2 separate regions of the Homo sapiens genome follow, and region 1 is linked to region 2. Evidence: chromatin contacts called from ENCODE Hi-C or POLR2A ChIA-PET data. All regions are on one chromosome and are shown on one strand. The core of a region is the stretch at or near the end of the contact, and the rest is flanking DNA. Distances in the headings are between cores, read along the strand shown.

Evidence for each region. A loop is a pair of places that touch in the nucleus more often than their neighbours do. ChIA-PET counts read pairs that join two places held with the same protein, here RNA polymerase II (POLR2A). Pooled maps may share reads with other maps.
Region 1: a loop to region 2 is called in a map of dorsolateral prefrontal cortex, with 2.5 times the contacts of the local background. The contact joins two enhancer-like sites. A Hi-C loop is called at or near these places in 4 of 168 maps with a recorded cell type or tissue (aorta, dorsolateral prefrontal cortex, heart right ventricle and 1 more) and 2 of 50 pooled maps. POLR2A ChIA-PET finds 5 or more read pairs at or near these places in 4 of 52 experiments (CD4-positive, alpha-beta T cell, Caco-2, MCF 10A and 1 more).

What each region holds. Positions count from the first base shown.
Region 1 is chr1:19,065,965-19,068,664 of GRCh38, forward strand. No RefSeq gene overlaps it. Among named protein-coding and RNA genes, the nearest start is that of IFFO2, 110 kb to the left of the region's middle. RefSeq lists a silencer at 2,471-2,700. Within about 2 kb of position 1,392, at least 12 of the 41 ENCODE cell types and tissues checked have a DNase peak (open chromatin) inside an H3K27ac peak, as active enhancers do.
Region 2 is chr1:18,998,117-19,000,816 of GRCh38, forward strand. All of the region lies in intron 1 of LOC105376815 (a long non-coding RNA gene), which reads right to left. Among named protein-coding and RNA genes, the nearest start is that of IFFO2, 43 kb to the left of the region's middle. Within about 2 kb of position 1,380, at least 4 of the 41 ENCODE cell types and tissues checked have a DNase peak (open chromatin) inside an H3K27ac peak, as active enhancers do.

The DNA of each region.
Region 1 (2,700 bases), core at 142-2,641, 68 kb after region 2:
CAGGTGAAGGGCTGTTGCCCAGCCAGCCCTGAACCCAATCTGGCCCCAGACTCCAACCTCAACCACTTTCCACCCAGCCCTGGCTTCGGGGCCCCATGCAGAGCTGGCAGGTGTGGTGGGGCAGAGGAGGGAGCGGCCTCAGAGAGACGAGGCAGGGAGGGGCTGGGGAGCCGCCTGGAGCAGCCCCCACCCCCTCCCCAGGACTCAGCACAGTCCTGTGGAGAGGAAACGCTGCAGAAAGGCGGGGTCCTGAGGCTTCTGGAACCTGCCTCCCCTGCTCACAGCACTTCAGGGCCCTCGTGGCGCTCAGATTGGCCCCTTCACCAGCCCCTCGACGTCCCTGTTCCTGACACTCCAGGCCTGTCCTGGCTTCCAGGCAAGGGCACCTGCTGCTCCGACGGCCTCCATGTGGGAACCTGTGTCTGGGACTTGTCTCTCTGAAGCAGAGGGGGCTCCCTGAGGTCAGGGCCTGAGCTGGCTTAACTCAGCACGTCCTGTGAGCACCTGTGCCAGGACTGCCAGATTTAGTCAATAAAAATACAGGCTGTCCAGGGAAGTTTGTATTTCAGAGAAATGGTGAGTCATGTTTTTTTAGTATACTCCATACTAAAGACTGTAATAGTTCAGGGCGCTGGCTGAGCCCCCTGTAAACTTGGCACCTGGATCTAATTCTGGTCCTGTCCCAGCCCACTGGGCTCAGGAACCTAGCAAAGCACAGATCCCACTGCCCGATACCCGTTGTGGGTCCCGCCACCGTCAGAGGTTTACATGTATTTGGTGTTTATGTGAGATTCAGATTTAACTTGGCACCTTGAATTTCACCCAGCAGCCCTAACCCAAGCCCCTCCTTTGGGTGAAGCAACCTCATCCTCGAGCCCCGATTCCCTCATTGGAATGGGATTAACAGTGCCTGCCTCAGAGAGGTGACTCGGGACACGACCGTCGGGTATGGAATCCAGCCCTGCACAGTGGGTTCCAAGTGGGGCCCCAAGGCAGAACCCAGAGCGAGGGAAATGGGAAGGTGCTGGGCCCGCGTCCCATGGCCTGGGCCACCCCTGTGATCGATGGCTCTTGAGGTGACTGGAGCCCTTTTGGCTGCCGGGACAGGAAGGGAGGGAGGGACTGGTGGCCCCATTCACACTGTGCTGTGAAAAGCAGCAGCCCTCCAGCCATCACTTCTGAAACTGGGCGAGGAAACAGAGTGGCATTGTCCTTTTGTCTGCTGTGACACTCCGCATGTGACCCTGTCCCGTGAACGAGCAGATTCCCGCCACATGAGGGGGTAGGGGCTGAAGCGCCAGCAGCTCCATGCCCAGCATTCAGGCCCCACCAAACAAAAGCCACCTCCTAATTGCCCTGTTTGTTCTGGCACGAGGGCTGATGGGGGTGCCTGCGGAGCTCCCTGTCAGCCCGGCCTGGAGCTGGTTCCCAGGGCCTTGCACCTTGTCCGCCCAGCCCCGAGCACGGCTCCCAGCCTGCGGCCAGTTAACCCTTGGCTGTGGCTGCCCTGCCTGCCTGCTGGGCACCTGGCCAAACCCTGGATCCCAGAGCTGTGCCCTCCTGCTGGGAGCTGGGATGATCTAACCCAATCCGTGCCCAGACCAGATGGGGAGCAGGGCCAGGTGAAGAAGCAGGGCTCAGGCTGGCTGGACAGGGAGGCTGCATCTCACTTACGTGCTGTGCAGCCTTGGGTAGGTGAGTTTGCCTCTCTGAGCCTAAGGTTCCTCATCTGTAAAACAGGAAGAACAACAGTAAAAGGACTGGAGATCACGTGAGGCATGGTGATCCTGCTGGAGTGGGTGCTCAGTAAATACAACTCTGGTACAGTTCCCAGATCTCTGAAGCCGGGAACAGCCTAACAAGGGGTCCAGCCAGGACTCCTTGTCGGGACCAAGCTGGCTTGTGGACAGAAGGGGTGGATGGGGTGTCAAGGTCATTGGCCAAAGGCAGCAGAGGGATCTAAGGAACAGAGTCCAAAGAACAATGAGCCTGAGACCCTGTGCCCTTCACTCCTGCCCATGCCCAGAACACCCCCACCTCCCATCCTGCGTGAGAGTTCGGGGCTCTGGATGACTTCCCCCTGTAAACTTGGCACCTGGGGCTAATTCTGGTCCTGTCCCAGCCCCCTGACTCAGAAACTCAGCAAAGCACAGATCCTGCTGCCCCATACCCACTGTGGGTCCCACCACCGTCAGAGGTGGTGACCTTAGATACCTCCCACCACAGCTTCCTCACCCCAGCGCCCCAGAAGCTCATCTCCCTTTTCCTGAGAGGCCTGCCCAACCTCTGGCAATGTCCCGAGAGGCTGCCAGAGGCTGGCACCCCACACCCCTCAGGAGGAAGCCCGCAACCTGCTGCAGATGCTGAAGGTCACTGGGGCTTGTGGCAGTGGCCGGAGATCGGCACCGACTCAGAGCCAGGAGTAGCCAGAGGAGGTGAGCTGGCGGGATACTTGTCTTCATACTCCATCGTCACTTTGACCCCTAAAACAGAGCACCAGCTCCCCCCACACTTCAAGCCAGGCACCTCCCACCCCACTCTTTCCTCCAGGAAGTCATCACACTGCTGGGTGCCCACCTGGAGTGCTGCCAGGCCCCACGTGCCCGGGACCCTGTTGGCCTGTGTGCGATGTGGGAAAGTGATGGACTGCAAGTTGGGGGCCTCAGGCAACTCCGCTCCTGCTCTCCATGCCCACTGTCC
Region 2 (2,700 bases), core at 130-2,629:
CTCAGCTGTTTAGGGTGGGAAAAGAGCCTTAGAGACCATCCTGTCTGAGGCTTCATTCTGCAGTTAGGGGAACCCAGTCAGCTGATCAAGGTCACAAAGCTAGGACTAGTGGCCAGGCCTTGCTACTCCCTGTCCTCACTCCATTCTAAAGAAGGGCGCAGGAGCGGCAGCAGCCTCAGCTCGTGGACGCTAGGCTCCTCGGAGGTTGGTCTGGTCCCCCCGTAGAAGATTATCTGACACTGTCAGGGCACTTGTGGTCAAGCCCTTCCACTGCATCAAAACCAGAGGCTTCGTGGATTCTAATGTGAGGATGATGTGTTTTGCAAGTCTGGACAGGCCTGGATTCTTTTAACCAATCCTCCACTTCCTCGCCTAATAAGGGAGAATCATGCACCCTTGTGATTTTACCTGGGGCTCTGCCTACTGGTGATTACACAGGAGAGCGAGCCAGTCCTCCTGGGTTTCAGCTTGAGATACCCATTGCCTCATCAGGGTCACTTCAGTTCACTGCTAAGCCACAGAAGGAAATCCAACCTCACTTTCTAAAGGCCTATCACATGCTAGGTTCAAGAAAGTTACTAATACTAAGAAGAGAGAGACCCCATCCCCACCTTTGAGCCCCTTAGAGTCCACTGAGACAGTCAGATATGTATGTGATTATATTAATATGTCAAAGCAGAATGTGATGGTAATACACACAGAAGAGACAGAAATTAAGAAAAGCTTCATGAGAGAGGGGCATCATTTAAATGGAGTCATTCAATGGCTTTTCTACATATCAGTTCCTGACTTCTGCTTCTGGCTGTGATGGAGTAACAAGGACTGGACTTACCTTCCCACCCTAAGCAACTAAAAAACTGAACAAAACCAGCCAGGCGCGGTGGCTCACGCCTGTAATCCCAACACTCTGAGAGGCTGAGGTGGGCAGATCACCTGAGGTCAGGAGTTGGAGACCAGCCTGGCTAACATGGTGAAACCCCGTTTCTACTAAAAATACAAAAAAAAATTGGGGGGGCATGGTGGCACATGCCTGTAATCTCAGCTACTTGGAGGCTGAGGTATGAGAATCATTTGAACCAGAGAGGTGGAGGTTGCAGTGAGCTGAGATTGTGCCACTGCACTCCAGCCTGGGTGACAAGAGTAAAACTCTGTCTCAAAAAGAAAACAAAACAAAACAAACAAACAAAAAAACAGTCCATGAAATAACTTTTTTCAATCATTGAAAAACAGGAATGACTTAATGTGACTCCTAAGAGAAGATAAACAAATGAAAGGAGCCCTATGTTTGCCTTGGTTTTCTTCCTGAAGTTATATTCCAGATCATGGCTTGGGGCGAGGCATACCAAGCAGAATATAGTACTCTTGCAGAACTGAGGATTTGGAGACTGGAATTCAGGGATTCAGCCAGAAGTTGCGTGGCACAGTTCCAGAAAGGAAAACACTATGCAGAAAATAAACTCCAGAAATCTGCATGGGATGTTTTTGAGTTGTTTCTGAGTCCTAGGTCACACATACATGGGATCAAACCCTATGAGACTGGGCAAAGAACAGCTGGAAAGTTGCAAGCTGAACAATTTCCAGAGTTGGCACAGACCAGGAGACACTGCAGTCATTTAGAGTGGTTAGAACTCATTGAAAACCCAGTCAAGGCTGGGCATGGTAGCTCACACCTATAATCCTAGCACTTTGGGAGGCCAAGGATGAAGGATCACTTGAGCCCAGGAGCTTGAGACCAGCCTGGGCAACATAGTAAGACCCTGTCTCTATTAAAAAAAAGAAGAAGAAGGAGAAGAAGGAGGAGAAGAAGAAGAAGGAGAAGAAGAAGGAGAAGATGGAGAAGAAGAAGAAGAAGAAGAAGAGGAAGAAGAAGAAGAAGAAGAAGAAGAAGAAGAAGAAGAAGAAGAAGAAGAAGAAGAAGAAGAAGAAGAAGGAGGAGGAGGAGGAGGAGGAGGAGGAGGAAAGGGGAGGGGGAGGGGAGCGGGAGGAGAAGGAGGAGATGGAAGAGATGGAGGAGAAGGAGAAGAAAAAACCTATTCAGCAGAGAATCCATAGAGGTCAGGCCTTAGCCACAAGCTGAGCTATCCCTAGCATGAAGGCCAGTTCAGACCAGCCATACCAAAGCTTAAAAACAGGCTTCAAAGGGCTCACACTGACTTGCAAATAACTTAGGTGCCTGTTAGAACAAAGCCCAGCATTCTTTTAAAGGAAGGCAACAGAATTGAGACTCTCAACAATGTAACATTCACAAAATCTAGCATCCGGTCAAAACTTACTATATATACCAAGAAGCAGAAAAATGTGACCCATGGTCAGAAGAAAAATGAGTCAATAGAAGTGTACCCAGAAATAACAGAAATGATGGAACTAGTACACAAATATGTCAAAATAGTTATCACAAGTATGTTGAAGTATTTATGGGAAAAGATCATCATAATGAGAAGGAAAATTGAAAATATAAAAAAGAATTAAGTGAAATTTCTAGAGGGGAAAAAAATATAAGTCTAAAATGAAAAATTCATTAAATGGAATTCCCAGGAAATCAGACACTGCAGAAGAAAAGCTCATTGGCCCTGTAGTTATAGCAATAGAATTTATCTAAAGTGAGGCACAGAGAGAATAAAAAAGCCTGGAGGGAAAAATGAGCAGAGCTTAGTGACCTGAAATAAGACATTAAATGGTTTAACATATATGTAATTGAAA